2 separate regions of the Mus musculus genome follow, and region 1 is linked to region 2. A link is a loop called in an ENCODE intact Hi-C map of the cell type or tissue named here. Cell type or tissue: left cerebral cortex. All regions are shown on one strand. Each heading gives the region's core, and the rest is flanking DNA. Links, peaks and the distances in the headings are about the cores only. Region 1 overlaps Zc3h4 (zinc finger CCCH-type containing 4). Region 2 holds the start of Ap2s1 (adaptor-related protein complex 2, sigma 1 subunit).

Region 1 (2,813 bases), core at 110-2,609, 330 kb after region 2:
TGGGGCTGGGAATGAAAGCTAGGGCTTCTTACATACCAGGCAAACAAAACACCACTGATGCACACATACCCAGTCAGTACTATTTTCTATTTCTATCTCGACAGGATCTAGCTAAATTACCCAGGCTGCCCATGAGCCTGCCTCAGCCTCTGGGGAAGGTAGGACTCTAGGGTTAATCATCAGACCAGGCTCAAACTAACTGCCTTTGATCTATACCTCCTTTACATTCTGTTTCATTTGATTACATTTTCTACCCTCTTCTGATGTTTATCTAATATGCAGACATATCAATACATGGATTTCATAACCCATAATGAGCTTATCAGTATGAAAAGTACTGAACCCGGTGAGTATGGTGGTTGTCTTTAATTGCAACCTCAGGAGGCAGAGGCAGGCAGATTCCCTCTGAGTTTGAGGTCAGCCTGATCTTTATAGCAAGTTGAGAACCAGAGTCAAAACAACAACAAAAGTACTATAGCACATTGTACTTGAGAGGTGGAAGAAAGACTTCTTCAAGTTTAAGGCCAACCTGGACTGCAGAATGAGAGCCCATCTCAATTAAAAAAGAGAGAGAGAGAGAGAGAGAGAGAGAGAGAGAGACTGAAGGGATGGCTCAGCATTTAAGAGCAGTTTCTAGACCCCAGGTATAACTTCAGTTCCAGGGGTTCTACTGCTTCTAGCCTCTGGGAACACCTGAACTGATGTACACATGTCAACACACACTTTAAAAATAACCAAGGAGAGTACAGGGCGGGTGGGGAGTGGAAGTACTGAAGTACTGTGCAGACTCAGGATGGCACACTGGGAAGAAATAGCATCTGTCACATACGGCCCATACGGCACATGGAGCACTTTCTGTGACTCAATCTTTTTGCTGATTTCCCAGCAAATGCTCAGGTTAAGGAGCTGGTGTGGGAAGCCACACCAGGGCCTGATGGTTATCCTTTGGCTTTTCTACTTATAAAGGTAACAGCTGTAGTACAAACTCAGACCTAACCTTAAAAGCCAAAGGAGGGCTGGAGAGATGGCACAGTGGTTAAGAGCACTGACTGCTCTTCTGAAGGTCCTGAGTTCAAACCCCAGCAACCACATGGTGGCTCACAACCATCTGTAATGAGATCTGACTCCCTCTTCTGGTGTGTCTGAAGACAGCTACAGTGTACTTACATATAATAAATAAATAAATCTTTAAAAAAATGTTTAAAAAAAAAAGGCAGAACATGCCTGACTCCATTTAAAAAAAAAAAAAAAAAAGCCAAAGGACACAGGGACACACAGCTGTACTTGCAGGACTTAGCAGGCAGAGGCAGAAGGTGAGCTGCCTCAGCTTGGTGAGCTACCCAGTCTGGGATAGAAGACCAGCTATGTGAGACCCTCTCTTTTAAGTCTTTTAAACAAACAAACAAACAAACAAACAAACGAGTTGGAGGCCAATGTGTATTACACTGTGAGACCTTGCCTCACAAACACAAACCATCGAACAAGTGCAGGGCCTAGGGTTCCTGCCCTAGTATCCAAACCAAAACAGAAATATGAAACATTTCTGTTCCAAGCCAAGGGCAGGACAAACCTAGCTGCTCAACAAACATAGGGACTCAGTCAAATTACAAGGGGTGCGAGATCCTGGAGTCTAACAGGCCTGGCCCGCAGAGATTCAGGCCAAGGGTTGGCTGAAGCAGAGCAAAGGGGAGTAGGAGTGGGGTTGGCTTTGGATCCCTAACTTCCTGGTTCTCAGGGGGCCAACCTCAGCTTGGAATGCTGACTCACTCCATTCTAATTGCAAAACCAAATGCATGCCGGTACACTGGGCATTGGCTCAAGACAGCTGGACCATTTCAGCATCTATACCAAACACTGTGAAACAAGAAGTGTCACAAGATGGCTTCCATGGACTTTAGTCCCCACCAGCTCCCTTTAAGAAAGCTGCCCAGCACCCGAGAGGCCTACTTCCGTCAGTCAGACACATCCTGCTTCTGTTTACACACGGAACAGCCAGTGTTCTATTTAGAATTTCTCCCAGTAAGGACAGAGGCACTGAGCGGCAGCCACTGTGTGGGTGCTCTGTAGCACCCATTGGACTGTGGTAACCCTGAGGAGTGGGCATTGGTGCTGGAGGGCACCAGCCCTGGACAGCAGTAGCTGCTTTCACATACCCACACCCTTCCTTCACATCCTGTTGCTATCTCCAGCGTTCAGAGATGTCACCACTTGCCTGACAAACAGGGAGCTGAGTCACCAATCAACAAAACCGAAGCAGGGAAAATGAGAGTAATTCTCTATTGGGAGGAGCAATGTGGCCAGGAGAAACAAGCTACTTACTCCTAGCAGACAGCCTCCAATCCTAATGAAAAATTATCTCTATGATGATGTAGCTGTAACTAGCACCAACCAAGAGGTCGTGTCTTCATTTCTATCACATCAGCTCAAGAATTATCTCAATGTGCAACGTGCCTGAAATTGATTTTGAAACCACTCCACCTCACCGCACAGCACTAACACAATATGAATTGCTGCACTGTTTCTAGCAGTGTATCTACAGCATTCAGACGCAACAGAGCTTTATAGCAGATGAGGCTCAAAACTTGGAAAGCCAGAGCTGGAAAGTTTGCCTTAACTTATCCAAACAGGCAGCTTGCCATAGTCTATGAGGCCTTAATTATGTAACTGACTCCAGACCATTTCCTCCATTACCACTGCCAAAGAGCAGGCTGCTCCTCCCAGGCCTTCAAAAGTCAGCAAGTAACTGCCAGAAAGCTGCAACCTTCCTGTTTGCCTGTTGTGCACCCCAGCACTGGTGAGGCACAGCCATGGGC
Region 2 (2,813 bases), core at 222-2,721:
ACTCTGCACCCCGGACCTCTCCTCTGTGGAACATTCTGTTCAGTTGCTCCCCATTTTCTTCTAGAATCCACTTTCTACTGCTACAGCCCTCTCTCCTCTTGCAGCAGCCTAACTCTAATCCTACAGGGGCTAACTTCCGGCCTCCAGGGTCCTCTTCTTCCCCTGGAGAGCATCTACCCTGGCCATATCCAATTTGCCCCAACACTAGCTCTCCTTAAAACCAGCTCCTTCCTTCTCATAAGGAACCCTCTCTACCCTGTCTGTAGAGTCTCTGGTTCTTTTCCATCATCCCTTCCTCATCTCCAATATCTTCTCCCGCCTCTGTGGTTTCAAAATCACCCCCAAATGTCTCCCACCAAGGCAGTCCCTCCCCTGGACACTCCTTCCCCTCCAAATCCTTTGCTTGGAACCACAAGCACACCCCGCAGCGCAGCATCCAGCCCCTGATCCCCATTCCTGACCCCAATCCCGAGAACCCGCGCCCGGCCCGGATCATCCGCAGCAGGAGGAAGCTTGTCACCTCCAAACCGAAACCCCGGGGACCGTACGTGAACCACCCCCCTCTGCCTGTCCCCGGTACGACGCTCCCCCCGTTACCATGGCGACCCCTGTCTGGACCCCAGAGGCCCGGGTCCCGCTGTAACAGGGCGGCTCCGGCTCTGCTTGCAGTTGTGGGGCCCAGGGCTAGAACTGACTTCCGGCAGGAGAACCCGCCTTCCTTCTCGGGCACGGCCCTCTGGGAGTTGTAGTTTAAACGCACGCGTTGGCAAGGGTGGCCCCGGTCTAACGCCTTCCCAGCATGCTCTGCGACTGCCCTTTTTCCTATCAAGAGACCTAGTCGCCAAATGCGAGTACCAAATGCATTGTGGATGAAGGACTCTGAATAAGGACAATTTCCATAGGTTAAAAGTAGACTGAGTGAGCGTTGCATTTCGGGAAATGTGGTTCTAGTGCTCCTCGATCCCAAAGCTACCAGCAAGGACATGCTGGGAATAGTAGTTTTTTCTTTTCAACTTTGCTTTAAATTATAACATATAATGTGCTTTGATAATATTTCCCCATTATTATTAGCTTACTTCTTTCTCCTCCACCAAAACCCTTTCTTCCCCAAAGTGTTCCTTTTTTCATGTATGTTTTTCTTGCGGAGCGTGTGACCCACGGCATTGATCTGGGGTTGCGGATGTGAGCGTTACTTACTTGGGCATGGGCATCTTTTAACAGAATACACTACTGGGAATATGACCCTCGCACCCTCGGCGACTGGTTTTTAATTTTTTGCTTATTTTATGTATTTGAGTTCTCACCTGCATGTAGGTAAGTCTATAGTATGCCTGCAGTGTCCACAGAGGTGGAAGACAGCATAAGAACCTAGGAACTGGAGTTTGGGAGCCGAATCTGCTAGAGTAGCAAAAGCTCTTAAACACTGAGTCTTCTCTCCAGCATCTCAATCCGTGCCCACCTGTGGTGAAATGCTGATGGGCCTGGTCTCCTACAGGCCTTGAGCAGTAACTCCCAGCTGCTGTAAGGTTTGGCATCATCTCTGTCACGTTCAGAAGGCATGTTTCACTCTTCCCTCCAGTGATTTTTTTTTTCCTTTAAACTCGGGTTTTAAAAAAATATTTATTATATGTAAGTACACTGTAGCTGTACTCAGATACTCCAGAAGAGAGCATCAGATTTCGTTACCAATGGTTGTGAGTCACCATGTGGTTGCTGGGATTTGAACTCAGGACCTTTGGAAGAGCAGTTGGTGCTCTTAACCGCTGAGCCATCTCACCAGCCCCTAAGCTCAGGGTTTTATGTATCCCGGACTGGCCTAGGACTAGCCTTGTAGGGGAGGATCAGTTGGAGTCCTGATCCTGCAGCTTCTGCCACCAAAGGGGCTACAGTATAGGCATATGCCACCACACCAGTCTTAGGAAAAGTAGGTTATTTTATTTTATTTTACTTTTGAGACATGGTTTCTTATGTAGTCCTGGCTGTCTTGGAACTCACTCTGTAAACCAGGCTGGACTTGAACTCAGAGATCTGCTTACCTGGACTTAAGGTATGCACCACTGATGCCCAGCAGAAATAGTGTTAAACAAGTCATTACGCTGTGGACCTAAAAATGTAACTAACTGCCTTTCTATGCTTACGCAGTGCTCTATTTAGTTGAGCTTAGGGATGTAGGTTTTCTCATAAATATAACTACATATGTACATAAAATAAAATAAAGATAGGAATTGGGCTAGACACAGTGTCTGTAAATCCATGGAAGTGTACTGGTATGGATTAAGGCTATCCTGTACTATATAGGGACTCTCTGGCTAGCCTCGACTACAGAGTCAGACTTTGTCTCAAAATTCTAAAACCTGAACGAGGCAAATAGGTCAGTGGATAAAGACAACTGCTGCCAAGCCTGACGATGACCTGTGTTCAATCACTAGAACCTGTATGGAGGAAGGAGAGAACTGACTCTCTCCAGTTGCCCTCTCCAGTTGTCCTCTGACGTACACACAAACTCTCTCTCTCTCACGCATACACACACACACACACACACACACACACACACACGCAAACACACACACACATAAACACCACTAACATACATATACAAACACACACAGAAACATAGAGGATAAATTTGAAAGATGTAAAGAGAAAAGTAAGGAGAGAAAGTCCTTGTGTTGTCCTCTGATTTACACACACACACACTCTCTCTCTCTCTCTCTCTCTCTCACATACATACACACATGCACACACTCACACACATGCACACACACATGCACACACACAAACACATACACAACACTAACGTACATTCACAAACA

The links. Peaks named below come from ENCODE experiments on the same cell type or tissue, not always from the same donor. Only the 100,000 strongest peaks of a DNase experiment are listed, where the experiment ranks them.
Region 1: it touches region 2 in a loop (1.9-fold over the local background); 2 of 42 quality-filtered maps call a loop at or near these places.

Annotation. Positions count from the first base shown.
Region 1 is chr7:16,405,154-16,407,966 of GRCm38, reverse strand. All of the region lies in intron 1 of Zc3h4 (zinc finger CCCH-type containing 4), which reads right to left. Among named protein-coding and RNA genes, the nearest start is that of Zc3h4, 5.4 kb to the right of the region's middle. In left cerebral cortex, for the core only: a CTCF peak has its summit at 1,282; DNase peaks (open chromatin) are centred at 815, 1,853 and 2,158; H3K27ac peaks cover 1,331 bases.
Region 2 is chr7:16,736,323-16,739,135 of GRCm38, reverse strand. It overlaps Ap2s1 (adaptor-related protein complex 2, sigma 1 subunit), which reads right to left and starts at 692. Exons shown (of 5, transcript NM_198613.2): 1 at 598-692. The coding sequence starts at 600. In left cerebral cortex, for the core only: a CTCF peak has its summit at 1,497; DNase peaks (open chromatin) are centred at 807 and 1,205; H3K4me3 peaks cover 1,361 bases; H3K27ac peaks cover 479 bases.